2 separate regions of the Homo sapiens genome follow, and region 2 is linked to region 1. A link is an interaction called in ENCODE POLR2A ChIA-PET data of the cell type or tissue named here. Cell type or tissue: endothelial cell of umbilical vein. All regions are shown on one strand. Links, peaks and the distances in the headings refer to the core of each region. The heading gives the core; the rest is flanking DNA. Region 1 overlaps SARNP (SAP domain containing ribonucleoprotein). Region 2 overlaps PYM1 (PYM1 exon junction complex associated factor).

Evidence for each region. ChIA-PET counts read pairs that join two places held together with the same protein. Peaks named below come from ENCODE experiments on the same cell type or tissue, not always from the same donor. Only the 100,000 strongest peaks of a DNase experiment are listed, where the experiment ranks them.
Region 2: POLR2A ChIA-PET joins it to region 1 with 6 read pairs; 13 of 35 experiments call an interaction of 5 or more read pairs at or near these places.

Annotation. Positions count from the first base shown.
Region 1 is chr12:55,803,762-55,806,565 of GRCh38, reverse strand. All of the region lies in intron 1 of SARNP (SAP domain containing ribonucleoprotein), which reads left to right. Among named protein-coding and RNA genes, the nearest start is that of SARNP, 13 kb to the left of the region's middle. In endothelial cell of umbilical vein, for the core only: no CTCF peak of the experiment used is centred there; no DNase peak of the experiment used is centred there.
Region 2 is chr12:55,904,778-55,907,581 of GRCh38, reverse strand. All of the region lies in intron 1 of PYM1 (PYM1 exon junction complex associated factor), which reads left to right. Among named protein-coding and RNA genes, the nearest start is that of PYM1, 22 kb to the left of the region's middle. In endothelial cell of umbilical vein, for the core only: no CTCF peak of the experiment used is centred there; a DNase peak (open chromatin) is centred at 1,331.

The DNA.
Region 1 (2,804 bases), core at 140-2,639:
TTATGGTTCACACCTGTAATCCCAGAACTTTGGGAGACCAAGGCAGGTGGATCACTTGAGGTCAGGAGTTTGAGACCAGCCTAGTCAACATGGTAAAACCCTGCTTCTAGTAAAAATACAAAAATTAGCCAGGCATGGTGGCACATGCCTATAATCCCAGCTACTCAGGAGGCTGAGGCAGGACAGTTGCTTGAACCTGGAACGCAGAGGTTGCAGTGAGCCGAGATCATGCCACTGTACTCCAGCCAGGGCACCAGAGCAAGACTCCGTCTCAAAAAAAAAAAAAAAAATTTTTTTTAATTTAGTCTTCATAACAACCCTATGAAATAGGTACTGTTATCATTCCCATTTCACAAGTAAGGAAACTGAGGCATAGAGAGGTGAAGTTATTCACATAAGGTTACAAGTAGTAAAACTGGAATTCAAACCTAAGTAGTCTGGCTTCAGAGGCTATGCTCTCCAGTCACTCTGCAGTCATTTTTTTTTTTAAAACTGGCAAAAGCCTTAAAAATAATTTTTTTTTTTTTTGAGACAGAATTTTGTTCTTGGCATCCAGGCTGGAGCGCAATGATGTGATCTCGGCTCACTGCAACCTCTGCGTCCCAGGTTCAAGCTGTTCTCCTGCCTCAGCCTCCTCAATAGCTGGGATTACAGGCATGTGCCACCATGCCTGGCTAGTTTTGTATTTTATATTTTTATTTTTATTTTTATTTATTTTTTTGAGACAGTCTCACTCTTTCACCTGCTGGAGTGCAATGGCACGATTTTGGCTCACTGCAACCTCCGCCTCCCAGGTTTAAGCAATTCTTTTGTCTCAGCCTCCTGAATAGCTGGGTGAATATAAGCACCTGCCACCATGCCCAGCTAATATTTGTATTTTTAGTAGAGACAGGGTTTCACCGTGTTGGCCAGGCTGGTCTTGAACTCCTGACTTCAGTTGATCTGCCTGCCTAGGCCCCCCAAAGTGCTGGGATTACAGGCGTGAGCCACCGCACCTGGTCTAGTTTTGTAGTTTTAGTAGAGACAGGGTTTCACCATGTTAGCTAGGCTGCTGTTGAACTCCTGACCTCAGATGATCTGCCCGCCTTGGCCTCCCAGAGTGCTGGGATAACAGGCGTGAGCCACTGTCCCTGGCCTAAAAATAATTTTTAATGGGTGATTACCTACCATGTTCCTCAGTAGAGGTTGCTTTCAGCTTGTTGGGTTGGGCAGTTCTGTTCATAGCATCCCTGCCTGCCCGCCCCACTCACTAAATGCTTTGCTAGTCGTTGTAATATGTTTTATTTATTTTATTTATTTATTTTTGAGACGGAGTCTCGCACTTTCGCCCAGGCTGGAGTGTAGTGGTCGATCTCAGCTCGCTGCAAGTTCCGCCTCCAGGGTTCACGCCATTCTTCTGCCTCAGCCTCCCGAGTAGCTGGGACTACAGGCGCCTGCCACCACGCCTGGCTAATTTTTGTATTTTTAGTAGAGACGGGGTTTCACTGTGTTAGCCAGGATGGTCTCGATCTTCTAACCTTGTGATCCACTCGCCTCGGCCTCCCAAAGTGCTGGGATTACAGGCGTGAGCCACCGCGCCCGGCCATTGTGATATGTTTTAAAAAACTCTCCACTTTTCATTATGAAATGTTCTCCTAGCTGAAAAACGTAGAGATGCAGAGCATCCTCCATAGTTGTAAAATTTTTTGTCTATAGGAGTCTGCCTTCTAGCTTCTACTGATTGGTCATAGATCTGTACTCCAAAACAAAAAAGGTCATCTTTCAGACCAAAGATCTATCTGTGTGTTGATCTGCATATAGAATTTCTGGAGCCTTTCTTTCCTGCTTGTTCTCCTGGGTCAGCATGTCGTTGTGCTTCGTAAAATAAGAGTATAGAGCCCAGTAAGGCCATTACATCGTTTATTATGGAGTCTATATTTCAGTTACCTATGACTTATAGGTAGCAAATCATACTGTTAACCTTCTTTGCCTAAAATTCTGATGTCTTTATCCTTTGAGTTACTATTGAGCCAATCCTCCCTTACCCAGTTTTTATATAACTGAAGTTTTGAATCTAAGTGTAGGAAGTTATATGTATACCTTATTCCTACTAAATTGAGTCTTTGTTTTGGCTTATTATTAGTCCTGAAGAAGTGTTTTTTTTTTTTTCTGTTTCCGTGTTGCATTTTTTAAGCTTAGTTATGTCAATAATCCATCAATTCTCCTTCCTCCTATTGTCTGTAAAATTGATGAACATAGCTTTTATATCTTTAGATAAGTTAAATCTTCAGCAGAACTCTATGGTATGCCATTAGATATTTCTTCCCATTTTGACACAGATCCTTTAATCAATTCATTGTTCACATTAGCTAATGCATCTACCTAATTCTATGGTGGTTAGACCTGTATGCATGTATATGGTAGATTGTAATAACGGATCTGGGATAATAAGTGGTAAGGAGAATCTGCTTTTAGATCATTGGATTTTCTACTTGAAGGTTCATTCTTCCAATATGCTGGCTGCCACAGTAGTCTTAAGAAAAAAACCTTTTTCCCCCCTCAGAATATTTAGAAATAACTAGAGATTTGTGACAGTTAGTAGGTATACAAATAGATGAGGTTTTTTATTAAAGTGTGATGTTTATTCTTCAGCATCTGTTAGGCAGTTCCTCTTGTATATTGAATATCGTTAGAGGAAAATGGATCATCTTTGTGGACCTAGAGCCTTGGTAGAATTAAGGGCAGTAATTTGGGATGGAACTTCATTTTCTTTTTTTCTTTTCCTTGTGGGAACTACCATTTTATTCACTGGTGTTCATCCTGTT
Region 2 (2,804 bases), core at 206-2,705, 100 kb before region 1:
GCTTACTGCAACCTCCAACCCCCTGTTTCAAGTGATTCTCCTGCTTCAACCTCCCAAGTAGCTGGGATTACAAGCGCATGCCGCCGTGCCCGGCTAATTTTTTTTTTTTTTTTTTTTTGTATTTATGTAGAGACAGGGTTTTGTATGTAGAGACAGGGTTTCACCATGTTGTCCAGGCTGGTTTTGAACTCCTGAGTTCAGGCAATCCACCTGCCTCGGCCTCCCAAAGTGCTGGGATTACAGGTGTGAGCCACCTTGCCTTGCCAATTTTTGTATTTTTAGTAGAGGCAGGGTTTTGCCATATTGGCCAGGCTGGTCTGGAACTCCTGGACTTGTGTGATCCACCCACTTCAACCTCCCAAATTGCTGGGATTACAGGTGTGAACCGCCGCATCTGGCCTTAAAAATCTTTTTTCTTTATTTTTACAAAAGTAATACTTAAAATAAGAGAGCTACAACAAAACATATATATATATATATATATGTTAACTTTCTCTCTTAACATATATATATATATGTTTGATATGTATTAACAGTTTGGTATGTGTCCTTGCACACCTTTTTCTTTGTCCCTGTACACAGACTACATGTCTTTAAGTGTTGCCCTTTACTCCAACAAGAATAGTACCATACTGGCTGGGTGCGGTGGCTCACACCTGTAATCTCAGGACTTTGGGAGGCCGAGGCGGGTGGATCACCTGAGGTCGGGAGTTTGCTACCAGCCTGACCAATACAGAGAAATCCCGTCTCTACTAAAAACACAAAATTAGCCAGGTATTGTGGTGCATGCCTGTAATCCCAGCTACTCAGGAGGCTGAGGCAGGAGAATCACTTGAATCTGGGAGGAGGAGGTTGCAGTGAGCCGAGACTGCACCATTGCACTCCAGCCTGGGCAACAAGAGCGAAACTCCATCTCAAAATCAATCAATAAATAAATAAAATAAAATAGTACCATACTCTATATCAGCGATTCTCAAAGTGTGGTTCAGGACCCTTAAGGGGGTCCCTGAGACTCTTTCAGAAGGTCTGCAAGCAAAACTATTCTCATAATCATGCTTATTTATTTGTCTTTTTCATGGGGTTGACTTTGCACCAATGGTGCAAAAGACATGGTTGGTGAAACTGCTGGCCCTGTAAGCATGCATTTGTCAGGGCAGTGGCACCAAATTATACTAATCATTTTGTTCTTCACTGCCACACACTTGCTGTAAATGCCAGTTTCACCTAAGGATATCATTGATGATACAATGAAAATGATTAATTGTATTAAGCCCAGCCCTTGAATACATATTTTTTTAATGTTCTCTGTGACTCATGGGAAGTAAGCATGAAACACTTCTGCTGCATACCGAAGTAGGATGGTTGTCTGAATTGCAAGCTGAACAAACTTTCTTCTCATGGAGCAGTATTTTTTACTTGAAAAAAAAAAACACTGACAAACTATGGTAATTCAGACCTGACTATCCAATGATCATTTTCCTGAAAATGAAGGAAGTGAAAGTGAAGGAAAACAACTGATAGTTTTTCTCGCCAATGATAAAATTCAAACACTTAGGTGAAAATTAGAATTTTGGAAAACTTATTTATTTTATATTATATATAATAATATATATATCTATTAGATATATATAATAATATATATATCTATTAGATATATATAATAATATATATATCTATTAGATATATATAATAATATATATATCTAATAGATATATATATATCTAATATATAATATATATATCTAATATATATAGAAAATTAGAATTTTTGAAAACTTATTTATTTTATATAATAATAATAATATATATATAATATAAAATAAATTTTCCAAAATTCTATAAAATATATATATATATACATATATATATATTTTTTAATTGGGTTGGAGTCTCGCTCTGTCACCCAGGCTGGAGTGCAGTGGCGCAATCTCCACTCACTGCAACCTCCGCCTCGTGGGTTCAAGCAGTTCTCCCTGCCTCAGCCTCCCGGGTAGCTAGGATTACAGGCGCCTGCCACCACGCCCAGCTAATTTTTGTATTTTTAGTAGAGACAGGGTTTTGTCATATTAGCCAGGCTGCTCTCGAACTCCTGACCTCAGATGATCCGCCCGCCTCAGCCTCTCAAAGTGTTGGGATTACAGGCATGAGCTACTGTGCCCTGCCAAGAATTTTGGAAAACTTATATTTCCCATTCTGAGCTTGATAGCTTCCATGTACTTAAATACTTTAGTGATGAGATTAATGAATATGATCTCTTTTAAATATTGTATAATAGGCCAGGCACGGTGGCTCACACCTGTAATCCCAGCACTTTGGGAGGCTGAGGCAGGCGGATAATGAGGTCAGGAGATTGAGACCATTCTGGCTAACATGGTGAAACCCCGTCTTTATTAAAAATACAAAAAAAAAAAAAATTAGCCAGGTGTGGTGGCAGGCGCCTGTAGTCCCAGCTACTCGGGAGGCTGAGGCAGGAGAATGGCGTGAACCCGGGAGGCAGAGCTTGCAGTGAGCCGAGATTGCGCCACTGCACTCCAGCCTGGGCGACAGAGCGAGACTCTGTCTCAAAATAAATAAATAAATAAATATAAATAAATATTGTATAATGATATGCATATTATAAAATAACAGTGTAAAGGGGGTCCTGAAATAAAAAAAGTTAGAGGACCACTACTCCACATGTTATCCTGCAGCTTGCTTTTTCACTTAGTGTATCTTGAACACTAGTCAGTGTCAGAACATTTATTTTATTTTTTTTGAGACTCACTGCAACCTCTGCCTCCCAGGTTCAAGCGATTCTCGTGCCTC